Regions from separate parts of the Mus musculus genome. Here region 1 is linked to region 2. A link is a loop called in an ENCODE intact Hi-C map of the cell type or tissue named here. Cell type or tissue: left cerebral cortex. All regions are shown on one strand. Links, peaks and the distances in the headings refer to the core of each region. The heading gives the core; the rest is flanking DNA.

What was found. Peaks named below come from ENCODE experiments on the same cell type or tissue, not always from the same donor. Only the 100,000 strongest peaks of a DNase experiment are listed, where the experiment ranks them.
Region 1: it touches region 2 in a loop (2.4-fold over the local background); 5 of 42 quality-filtered maps call a loop at or near these places.

What each region holds. Positions count from the first base shown.
Region 1 is chr3:108,899,869-108,905,253 of GRCm38, forward strand. It overlaps Prpf38b (PRP38 pre-mRNA processing factor 38 (yeast) domain containing B), which reads right to left. Exons shown (of 6, transcript NM_025845.3): 5 at 5,243-5,385; 6 at 2,937-4,894. The coding sequence ends at 4,051. Among named protein-coding and RNA genes, the nearest start is that of Prpf38b, 9.2 kb to the right of the region's middle. In left cerebral cortex, for the core only: a CTCF peak has its summit at 2,368; no DNase peak of the experiment used is centred there.
Region 2 is chr3:108,671,871-108,677,255 of GRCm38, forward strand. Clcc1 (chloride channel CLIC-like 1) reads left to right here. Exons shown (of 12, transcript NM_145543.2): 8 at 950-1,047; 9 at 1,411-1,557; 10 at 2,767-3,093; 11 at 4,815-5,108. The coding sequence ends at 5,066. Among named protein-coding and RNA genes, the nearest start is that of Clcc1, 21 kb to the left of the region's middle. In left cerebral cortex, for the core only: a CTCF peak has its summit at 2,253 (motif pointing left); a DNase peak (open chromatin) is centred at 4,933.

The DNA.
Region 1 (5,385 bases), core at 125-5,124, 230 kb after region 2:
TGCACTAATTCACTGCAATGAAGGCTATGATGGGGCTACAATGGGGGTAAAAGCTGCTGTGGGCAATAGGCTGGAAGACCCAGGGAGTCAAACAATTGTTAACTGGGATATTAGAGGGAAAAGTAGGAAATATAGATGTTGGTGGTCAGCCAAAGGACTCTGAGTCAACACATCAGAGAAAACGGCACACACTAGCATTTATCATGCTTGTTTCATAAAAAATAAGTTGTGGAAACCGAGGACTGGATGAAGAAAGCATATAGACCATCATATTCCTTTTTAGCCATAAAGAAAAATTAAGTTATAGGCTTTGCAGGCAATGAATCAACTGGACATAGCCACAGTAAGTAAATTATGCCAGCCTCAGAGAGACAGTTATCTTATTTTCCCCTCATGTTTGGTTCCTATGTTTTGCATAGAATTTGAAGCCTGGGCGTATGTTTGTTGTGAAAGAAGAAGTGAAACTGTATAATGGAACAAAGGAGAGTCACAGGAGATGGGAGGAGCAGAACAAGGAAGGGCCCAGGCGTGTGGGGTTGGAGTGGGGGAAGAGGACCAACGTGCAATACATATTTGTAGAAAACATTCAAAATGAAGTTGGTGGCTAGGGAACTGGGGGTGATGAGACAATTTTGGCTGTTGATGGCCAGCTCTGTGATGAAGCAGCAGAACAACTGAGATCAGGTGGGGGGGAAGATGGTAGTGGAGATCAAGGGGTCAAAAAAAATAGGGTGGTCTCAGTATTGGAAAGATTGTTCCATAGATATGGAAGTCATTAACAGTTAGAGCAGCAGGGTGGGGTGTAACTCAGTGGCAGAGTGCTAGCACCCCAAGAATTGTTTGGGGTTTGGCAGTATCTAAGTGTAATCCTAGCACTTAGGAGGTAGAGAATCACCTCTAAATTCAGGGGCTAAACTGGCCTACATGTCGAGTTCTGCAAGATCCTATGCCAAACAAACAAAACGGAAAAGCCGAAGGCAGCCAGATGTTGCGGTTCAGACCTGGATCTCAGCACTTGGAAAGCAGACACGAGAAGATGCTGTGTTTTGGACAGACATTGCCTCCCCAAGAGATTTAGTTCTGGCAGCAACAGGGAGGAAGAGGCATGTGGCTACCATGAAAAAATGTCTGAGATAATAAACTTTAAAAAGAGGAAAGCTTTATTTTGGCTAGTGCTTTCAGAGCATTGAGCCCATGGTCTCTTTGTCCCATTGCCTTTGAGCCTGTCGACAGAACATTATGGTAGACAGGGCACGTGGAGTAAAGCCATTCACCACAGGGCAGATGAGAAGCAAAGAGAAAGACTGGAATAGATGCAAGCTCTGAATCCCTGTTTCAAAACATCAAAACAAAGCAAGACAAACGAAAGAGACCCAGGGACAGCAAGATAGCTGCTGAAATTTATAAGTACTTGTTAAAACCTCAGGGCAGAACTCCCAGGTCAATGGGTGAGAAGGATAATTGAAGAACACCAGTTTTAAAAGGAAGTAAGGCAGGGAAGAGGTTTAGACAGAGGGAGAAACAGTGGCTTGGAAAACAATGATTGAAGAAATGATGAAGAACTACAGACATCTAAGGAGTGCTGAGAGTGGGCAAATTGTTTTGCTCAGGGAAGATTTAGATACTAAGGGAACAGGGCCAGCCACAAGAGTGAAAAGTCCAGCCCTGGGGGAACCAATGACTCTGGCCTCAGGTTAGAAGCACCTGCACATACCATACGAAAAACAAATCTTACGGATTGAAGGGCTATAGATACTTGAAGATCAATAGCACTATCAATTCCCTTAGGAATTTATGCCTGCCTCTACCTTTCCAGGATTAAAGACCTGCACTCTTACGCCCAGATCTCTACTTTACTAAAAAAAGCATTCCTTAGTGTCTAAGAAATGACCAATGAATCTCGTCCGCCACAGGAAGCCACTCTATAGTCTGCTTACGCTACTGAACACTTCCAATGTAGTAATGGTATGCTCAAAGGCTGAGAACATGGCTCAGAGAACATCTGCCTATCATGTAGCCAGGGTTAGATACTTTAAGGGGGAAAAAATCAACTGAACATAAAACTGAGTTATTAATTACACTTAATGGCTTCCCAATTTCCTTAAAATTCTGTCTGAGTATGTGACAGCAACAGTGTAGGTGTGCCCAGAGGACACCATGCAGGCCCCTCTTCACTATGTGGACTCCAAAAGTCAAGACCTGGCAGCACTCACTTAACTACTTTGCTGAATAATAGTTACATCTGTACTACTAGTTGTAACAGACTAGTTGTCAATTTGAAATAGGACTAGAGTTCTAAAAGTACAGCATTTTAACCGGAGCATTTCACTTAGAGATCTTTCTTACAAGTGGTACAAACGCCCCCTGTGGGCTCTTCAATGAAATGCCTGATTGGTCAACACAAACCCAAAACCATAATGCTAATACCAATAACTAACCACTTTGGTCCTCTCTCTCTCTCTCTTTTTATTTTGTCCTGAATACATGTCTTAAAACTTTCAAAACCAAACTTTAAATGGTATTAATACTGTTCAAGTACAATTTCAACTATCAGCTTTGATGTGGACAGAAGAGCCCCTGCAACAAAAACAAAACAACAAAACCACTCCTTCCCCTAAAAGGGAAACTGCTATTAAGAGTCTAGTAAGTACCAGCATAGCGTATCTCCTTCCAACCTACAAGGATTAAGAGACTGTTTCCAGGGGTACATGTGTACACCATGAGATAGTATTGTTGCCAGCCTTCTCCTCCCAGCCCAGGGGTGAACTCAGGTCTGGCTGGGTGGGAAGCACCTTTACAGGCTGAGCAATGTGTTCTTTTTAAATAGTCACTTTTGCTCAAGATCTCCTCTACAGAAAACTGCTGACATTTTATCAGTTCCCACAATTTTCTTTAAATGTTAACAAATGGGGGGGGGGGGAAACCAACACCCAGGATAAAGGATTTAATCCAGTATTTATTCCACACTCATGATGGTTTTCTGAAATCAGAATACAAGTCATAAGAACAATCTATCAAATAATTTGCTGATAGTCTTAAATAACGCAGCACTGCATTACTGGTAATATTTCTGTCCTAGATTAAGTTTAAAAACTCAAACAGCAATCTTCATTATCAATAAAAAAAGTTTTAAATTCTTAAAAAAGGATACTATATCAAGCTGTTTCATAATTTAAGTATTCTCCATTATAAAATGCTTTGGAAGCTTAGGCTTGACTGCTCCTCTGCTCCTGCGCCCCGCCCTCGCCTGCTCCTGCGCCCCGCCCTCTCCCAATCACTCCTTAGTATAGGGCTGCTACAACGCCAGGCTTACACACTTTAATATAGTACTTTTAAAGTCTGAGAAAGAATTCAAGAGGGAGGGGGAAGCACATTGTAAAAAGGAAAGTAATAAATTTTAGGCATACTAACAGTGTCCCTTTGAGGTAGAATGCTAAAAGGACTTCTGATCAAATCTAAGCCTAATTTAAACCTCTTAAAAATTCTCTCGAACATTAACTGTGGAGAATAACAACATATTAACAAGAGCTTCCAAGGTAATATACAGTGGACAAGAATGTTAACCCTCCAACTGTTGCCTCCATGTATACTGAAAAACACATAATTCTCCTAAACAAACATCCAAGATCCATTCCCAAAGTCTTTAGCATTCTATTATGAAAAGCACAGCCATGCTAACTTCAGTACACAACCATAATCTCACACCTACAAAACAAAAATAGAATTAGTGGCAGTTTATTGCCTTATACAAATTTAACCAACATGGCAACCATGCCAAAGGAATTAAAACATTTTCCAGGACGTATGTACAGACTGTACATTTTAAAAACAAACAAAAATGCAAGAACATTCTGTGCATCATGTGTCAACTCAACAGGGTGAAAACATCAATGCGTAATGGGATTACAAAGGCACTTCCCTACACAAAAGAAAACACAGCCTACGGGGAGCTCAGAGTGCATAACTACTGCACAATCTCAACTTGGGGGGAAAAAAGCAGAATTTAATCAACATTTATAGGATTCAATGTGATCCAAGTTTACACAATCTTCACACAGTCTCATCTTTGCTTTTGTGTTCCTTTTCTTGGCTCTCTGGCTCTCCACTCTGGCTGCTCTGATGATCCTGTCTGTCTGACTGGTCCTTGCTATCATTATGCTCTCTCTTGTGGGAACGGTCTTGGCTCCTGCTGCGCTTTCTAGACTTCTCTCTGCTAGGGCTGTGTTCTCGTTTTCTCTTTTCAACACTGCCAGTTCTTCCTTGACTGCCACTTCTGCTTCTTTTATTTGCCTTCTCCTTGCTTTCGTTTTTATGTCTGCTTGACTTGTCCTTGCTCCTGCTCCTGCTCCGCTTCCCTGCGTTTCTGCTCCTGCTCCTGTGTTTCCTCTCTCTGCTCCTGCTTCTGCTGTGTTTTTTCTTGGACTCTTTTTTGTCATCTCTGTGTCGTCTGTCCTCCTTGTCTTCTTTGTGCTTCTTCTCTTCTCCATCACCCCTACTTCTCTGCTCCTTGGAGCGCTCTCTTGATCTCTCTCTGTCCCTTTCTCGGTCACTGCCTCTCTCCTTGTCATAATCTCGGTCTCGTCTTCGACCCCTCTCATTTTCTTTCTCTCTTTCCCGATCCCTGTCTCTTCTATCCCCTTTCCTATCACGACTGCGACTGCGACTTCTGTGCCTCTCCCGACTGCGGCTTCGCCTGCGATCTAAGCCCCGATCAATGCTTCGGGATCTTCGCCTTTCTTTCTCTCTCTCTTTGGCTTCCCGCTCTAGTCGTTGGCGTTCTTTCTCTCTCTCTAATTCTCTGTCAAAACTAGAAGATCCATGGCCCTCCCGGTGATGACTTCTGCTTCTTGATCTTCTTGGAGACCTCCGTGGGCTCAGTGATCTTCTTGGAGATCTAAGAAAAGGGGAAAGGAAGAAACTGTAATAATAAAGCAAACACTGGAAGGGCCGGGATACCTGCAGCTCAGTGGAACACTTACGTGGGATGTCCTTAGAACACTGGGGCTGATATTCAACCACAAATACTCCCTAGCACATAAACCAACCAAATATACTGCAAACATTTCATCAGCTTACTACACACATCAAATATAATTATTAACCTTTGGATGGTACGGCCTGTGGTAGTGCTTGCCTGGCATGCATGTGTACAATAACGTTTAGGGGGGATGACAAATTAAAGGAAAACCACATTTTCCTAAGAACTTTGTATAGGTAAATTAAAATTAATAACTGTCATTACCTGGATCGCCGTCTCTCAACATGTCTGTCTATCTCCTCAATGCCTTCCTTTCCGTCTTTCTTGATTTTCCTAGGTCGAGTTTTAATCTGCTGATCAATGTTCTTCTGGACTGGAACTGGAATTCTTGGAAACAAAGTAGAAAA
Region 2 (5,385 bases), core at 261-5,260:
CGATTGGATCCCCTGGAACTGGAGGAATGGCTGTGAGTGCCCATGTGGGTGCTGGGAACTGAATCTGGTTATTTTGCAAGAGCATCAACACTCTTAACCCCTGAGCCATCTCCAGACCTCCTTCCCCTTCTTTAAGTTGTGAGATTAACCCAGTTCAGCGTGGGTTCTTGGCTTCAGGAGACAGGATGCTTCCTCTAGTGCAGGCCAGATTCCAAACATGCATAAAGCTGCTCTAGAAAAATTAAGAGAATATTCTACTTAAAAATTATGTTAGGGAAGGAGAAGAGGGAGTTGGGCTGTGATTGGGATATAAAGTGAATAAATAAATTAATGAAGAAAATGTGTCAGAGCTCACTTTTTTTAAAAATTTATTTATTTATTTTAAGTAAGTACACTGTAGCTGTCTTCAGACACCCCAGAAGAGGGTATCAGATCTCATTATGGATGGTTGTGAGCCACCATGTGGTTGCTGGGATTTGAACTCAGGACCTCTGAAAGAGCAGTCAGTGCTCTTAACCTCTGAGCCATCTCTCCAGCCCCTAGAGCTCACTTTTTAAAGAGAATTTTGCTGAAACGATTGGAGATTTATAGGTCTCTTCCCTGTTACATTTTACACAGCTACAACACTGCTATCTAGCCAGGATATTAATGACTGGTCTCATTCCCACTTCTCAGTTTTATATATTTATTTTTGTGTGTAAAAAACTAATTACCCTTTGAAAATCTATAAAGCAGACATTTTGTCATGTCCATAAAATTTGTTGAGTTTGAATGGATTTTGAAAATATGATTTTGAGATGAAATAATTAACATTATAGAGAGTCTATTTAAAATATAAAACAACTCACAATTTACTAGTGGGTGGGCACAGTCAAAACCAAACTGATCTTGTGAAAGAAATACAACTCTGTTCTTTTTCCCTTGATGGTTTGTCTGTTTCTCCATACAGAATGGTTTACAAGTTCATGGACCTATAAGGATGACCCATGCCAAAAGTACTATGAGCTCCTAATAGTCAACCCTATTTGGTTGGTTCCACCAACAAAGGTATAGAATATGTTTTGTAATAATTACAGTGTATCACAAATTCTTTGCCTTTATAATGGATAGGGCTAATAATAAACCTTTGTCCTAGAAAAAAAATAGTTCCATTAAACATTAGCTTTCAAATTTAGGTGGGCCTGGAGGTGTGCCTCTAATACTAGCACATGGGAGGGAGGCGGGAGGACATCGTTCAAGGCCTGGTTGGGTTATAGTTTGAGCTTGAGCTCTATGAGAGATTCACTCTCAGGACAGACAGACATAAAAACATGTATGTTAATTTGTGTAATTTGAGCGTCAGTGCACAGTGAAGTTTTGCATGTGGATGTCTCAGTCTTGAAGTTAAATTGCTCTGGTCTTTGGTTTTAGGCTCTGGCGATTACATTCACTAACTTTGTAACGGAACCATTAAAGCACATTGGAAAAGGAGCAGGTGAATTCATTAAAGCGCTCATGAAGGAGATTCCAGTGTTACTTCAGATTCCGGTGCTGGCGATCCTGGCGCTGGCTGTCCTGGTTAGTACCTTAGCACTGCTCACAGTGAATACGGCTTATAAAAAAGAAAGCAACTCTCAAGGCATTCGATTTCTCTGCTGTAGACCAAACTGGAGTAATAATGCTGTGCTTACACGTATAAGGTGATTTTTTAATGAGTTGAGATTTCATATATTCCTCTAATCAGAAGTTCTCGAGTTTGTATGCATCATAGCAATGGTTTAGAATAATTTATTTTTAAATTTAATGTGAATACACAGGAAATTGTTTGACTGCTTCCTCTGTGAAGAAATGGGGCTTTTATTCTAGTCTGAGCAGGAGAGCAGAGAGGGTGCAAGAGTGTGTATGCACCCTGAAAAGCAGTTGGGACTCCAAGAGCAAATATTACAAATACTGTTCTTAGTTCCCCCATGGCTCTGTGTTTGTGCCTCAGGTAAATCAAATGCCCAGAGCACTTCAGGGCCCTTGTTGCCAGAGTGAAATCTAAGGTCAATGTGTCTCTGTCTCAAAACGTCTCTCTTACATGCACGCACCTTGTCATGTGTTATCCCCCCAGTTCAGCATCTTGTTGTTTGTAGCCATGACCTCTCCAGAATACATGCTGTTAACTGGAGGGATGGCTCCTCCAGAGGTCCTGAATTCAATCTCCAGCAACCACATGGTGGCTCACAACCATCTGTAATGGGATCTGATGCCCTCTTCTGGTGTGAGTGAAGACAGAGCACTCATATAAAATAAATCTTTAAAAAAAGAGAGTGCCCCAGGATTTGTGACTATAGTGCTATGCACACTGACTGAACTGTCTCCTTTTCAGTTTTGTCCTGGTGAATGATTTATTATGAGATGCAGTTAATCATTTTCATCATTTGCCCATATGAGTATGAACAGAAACACAAGCAATGACCATGCTTTTAAATTTAAATTTCTAGAACTCTGTAATTTAAGTTTTTAGGTCTCAGTGATTGTTACATATTCAAAGTGTGTCAAGCTGATTGAAAATTGTATTTAATATTAGTTATTATGTACATTTTATTGGCTACTTTGGCTTCTAATAAAGAGGTTTTTAATTAGAGTGAAATTAACATGTGTGTATATGTGTGTGTATACACACACACACACACACACATACATACATACAGTTAGACATTTTTGTTAACTATGAATAACATAGTTCCTACTTTATCATCTGTCAGTTACTGAGTCCTTGGAGCCTATTTCTTTTCTTCACAGAGCTTCTGCTATGGTGCTGGAAGGTCAGTTCCTATGCTGAGACACTTCGGTGGTCCTGACAGAGAACCTCCCCGAGCACTTGAGCCAGATGACAGAAGACGACAGAAGGGACTTGACTATAGACTCCATGGTGGAGCAGGTGATGCAGATTTCTCTTACAGGGGCCCAGCTGGCTCCATCGAGCAAGGCCCTTATGACAAAATGCATGCGAGTAAGAGAGATGCTTTGAGACAGAGATTTCACTCTGGCAACAAGAGCCCTGAAGTGCTCCGGGCATTTGACTTACCTGACACAGAGGCACAAGAACATCCAGAAGTGGTCCCCAGCGTAAGTCAGAAATTGTCTATTTTTTACTCTAGGCCCAAGTGCTTTTTACAGAGCTTTGATTGCTTTTATTCTGTACCCTCTGTCTTAGTCAGGGTTTCTATTCCTGCACAAACATTATGACCAAGAAGCAAGTTGGGGAGGAAAGGGTTTATTCAGCTTACACTTTCCACATTGCTGTTCATCACTAAAGGAAGTGGGGACTGGAACTCAAGCAGGTCAGGAAGCAGGAGCTGATGCAGAGGCCATGGAGGGATGCTTCTTACTGGCTTGCTTCCCCTGGCTTGCTCAGCCTGCTCTCTTATAGAACCAAGACTACCAGCCCAGGGATGGTCCCACCCACAAACCTCCTCCCTTGATCACTAACTGAGAAAATGCCTTATAGATGGATCTCGTGGAGGCATTTCCTCAACTGAAGCTCCATTCTCCGTGGTAACTCCAGCTGTGTCAAGTTGACACAAAACTAGCCAGTACACCCTCTGTCAGTCAAGTCATTAATGACATGATTAGTCATCATCTCTTCTCACTGTCACCAGTCCAGCTTCCTCAGAAAATGGAGATTTTCTTTGTATGTCAAATACCATTTGACTGTATTCTTTATAACAGATGGTATTTGGAAACTTACAAGAACAAGATCAGAGGCCTCACTTAGGGCCTAAGAGTGCGAGGAGACTAGCTGTAGAGCTCTGGTGGCCCAGCCTGGATGGAAGAGAAGCCCCATAAATTCTATAGTATAGAAGAAAGTAATAGCACAGTTGGCTGGACTGGGCTTTTTATCTGCAAGGTGATAAGTTCTTCATTATTGATAATTGTATACTAGCAGTCCCGGGGATTGAATCTAGGGTCTCACGATGTTAGGCCACTGAACTACATTTTGTAGCACCACTATTGTTTTTTAAAGGGACATTTCCATTTCTGCCTTAGAAAGGAATGATGTGTAATGTCATAGTTGTAACTAGAAACCTCTAGAAAGCTGTAAGTCCATGAGACTCGAGAAATGAGGGATCTAGCCATGGATGCTGATGTATCTAGATAACCTGAGACTCTTCTTCCTGTTGATCACCTGTCACTCATTCCAAACCTCTCTAGTGTCATTTCCAAAAGCCATCTACCAGTGGCCCAGGGACTCCCTGTTTCACCATGTCTCACGTCCACCACCATACTGATCTGTTGTCTTGTGTGCTTGTTCTGCCATTGTGACTGGATGTCTGTTTTTGTGCTTCACTGTATGTTTATACACACACACACACACACACACACACACACACACACAGTCTTCAGCCTTTACTCACATCATCTTAAACTGCAGTCTGAACATAATTTACCTACCACCCACCTTATTTTTTCCTATGTACCCTGCCTGATTCATCCCCACAACTAACTGTGGAGCAGGGTTTGTGTTTTGCTCCTTCAATATTCCTAGCACCTAGAACTTAAAACAGGGTCAACAAGCATTTGTGAAATAATTATTCTCACCAGGCCGGAAGAGACACATTACTGGTAGCCAATCTTCTTGACCTTTCCTGAGCAGGGTCAGCAGACCGTCTAACACCTCAAAGTGTCTCCATTCCTTCATGTAGTTTTGTGACACTTAGTGCTTTAATTATGCAGATGAAAAACCAGGAATTTAAAATACTTAGAGTAAGCTACAATAGATTTGGATAAGAATTGGCAATGAAACTTTACATTTTACTAAATAGTTAATATAATTCTATATTTTAAAGCATAAATCACCCATTATGAACACAAACCTTGAGACTGGTGAACTCCCAGGAGAAAGCACCCCGACAGAATACAGCCAGTCTGCCAAGGATGTCTCTGGCCAAGTTCCCAGCGCTGGCAAAAGCTCACCCACAGTGGACAAGGCCCAGCTGAAGACAGACTCCGAGTGCAGCCCACCAGGAGGCTGCCCACCCAGCAAGGAAGCTGCAGTGGCAGCACACGGGACTGAACCTGTCAGCAGCCCATGTGGCTAAAGAACAATGCACAGAGCAACCACAGCTCCAGCCATCTTTGAAGTCTGTATTGACTCTTCATCCTTCCTTACAAATTTACTACAAAGCTGCCAACTTTAAATTAGTAATTTTACAGACCATCAGAGTACCTCTTAGCTGTTAGGATATAGCTCATATTTTAGAACAAGGTTTTATAAAATTTACATTTTTAAGTTACTGCTTTAGCAGATAGACACCATTAAGTGAGCTGATACTATCAGGCGTTTAACTAACATTAAATGTTTCTTTGGCTACACTGCTACATGACAGCTAGCAAAGCAGGAGCCAACTGATCAAAGTG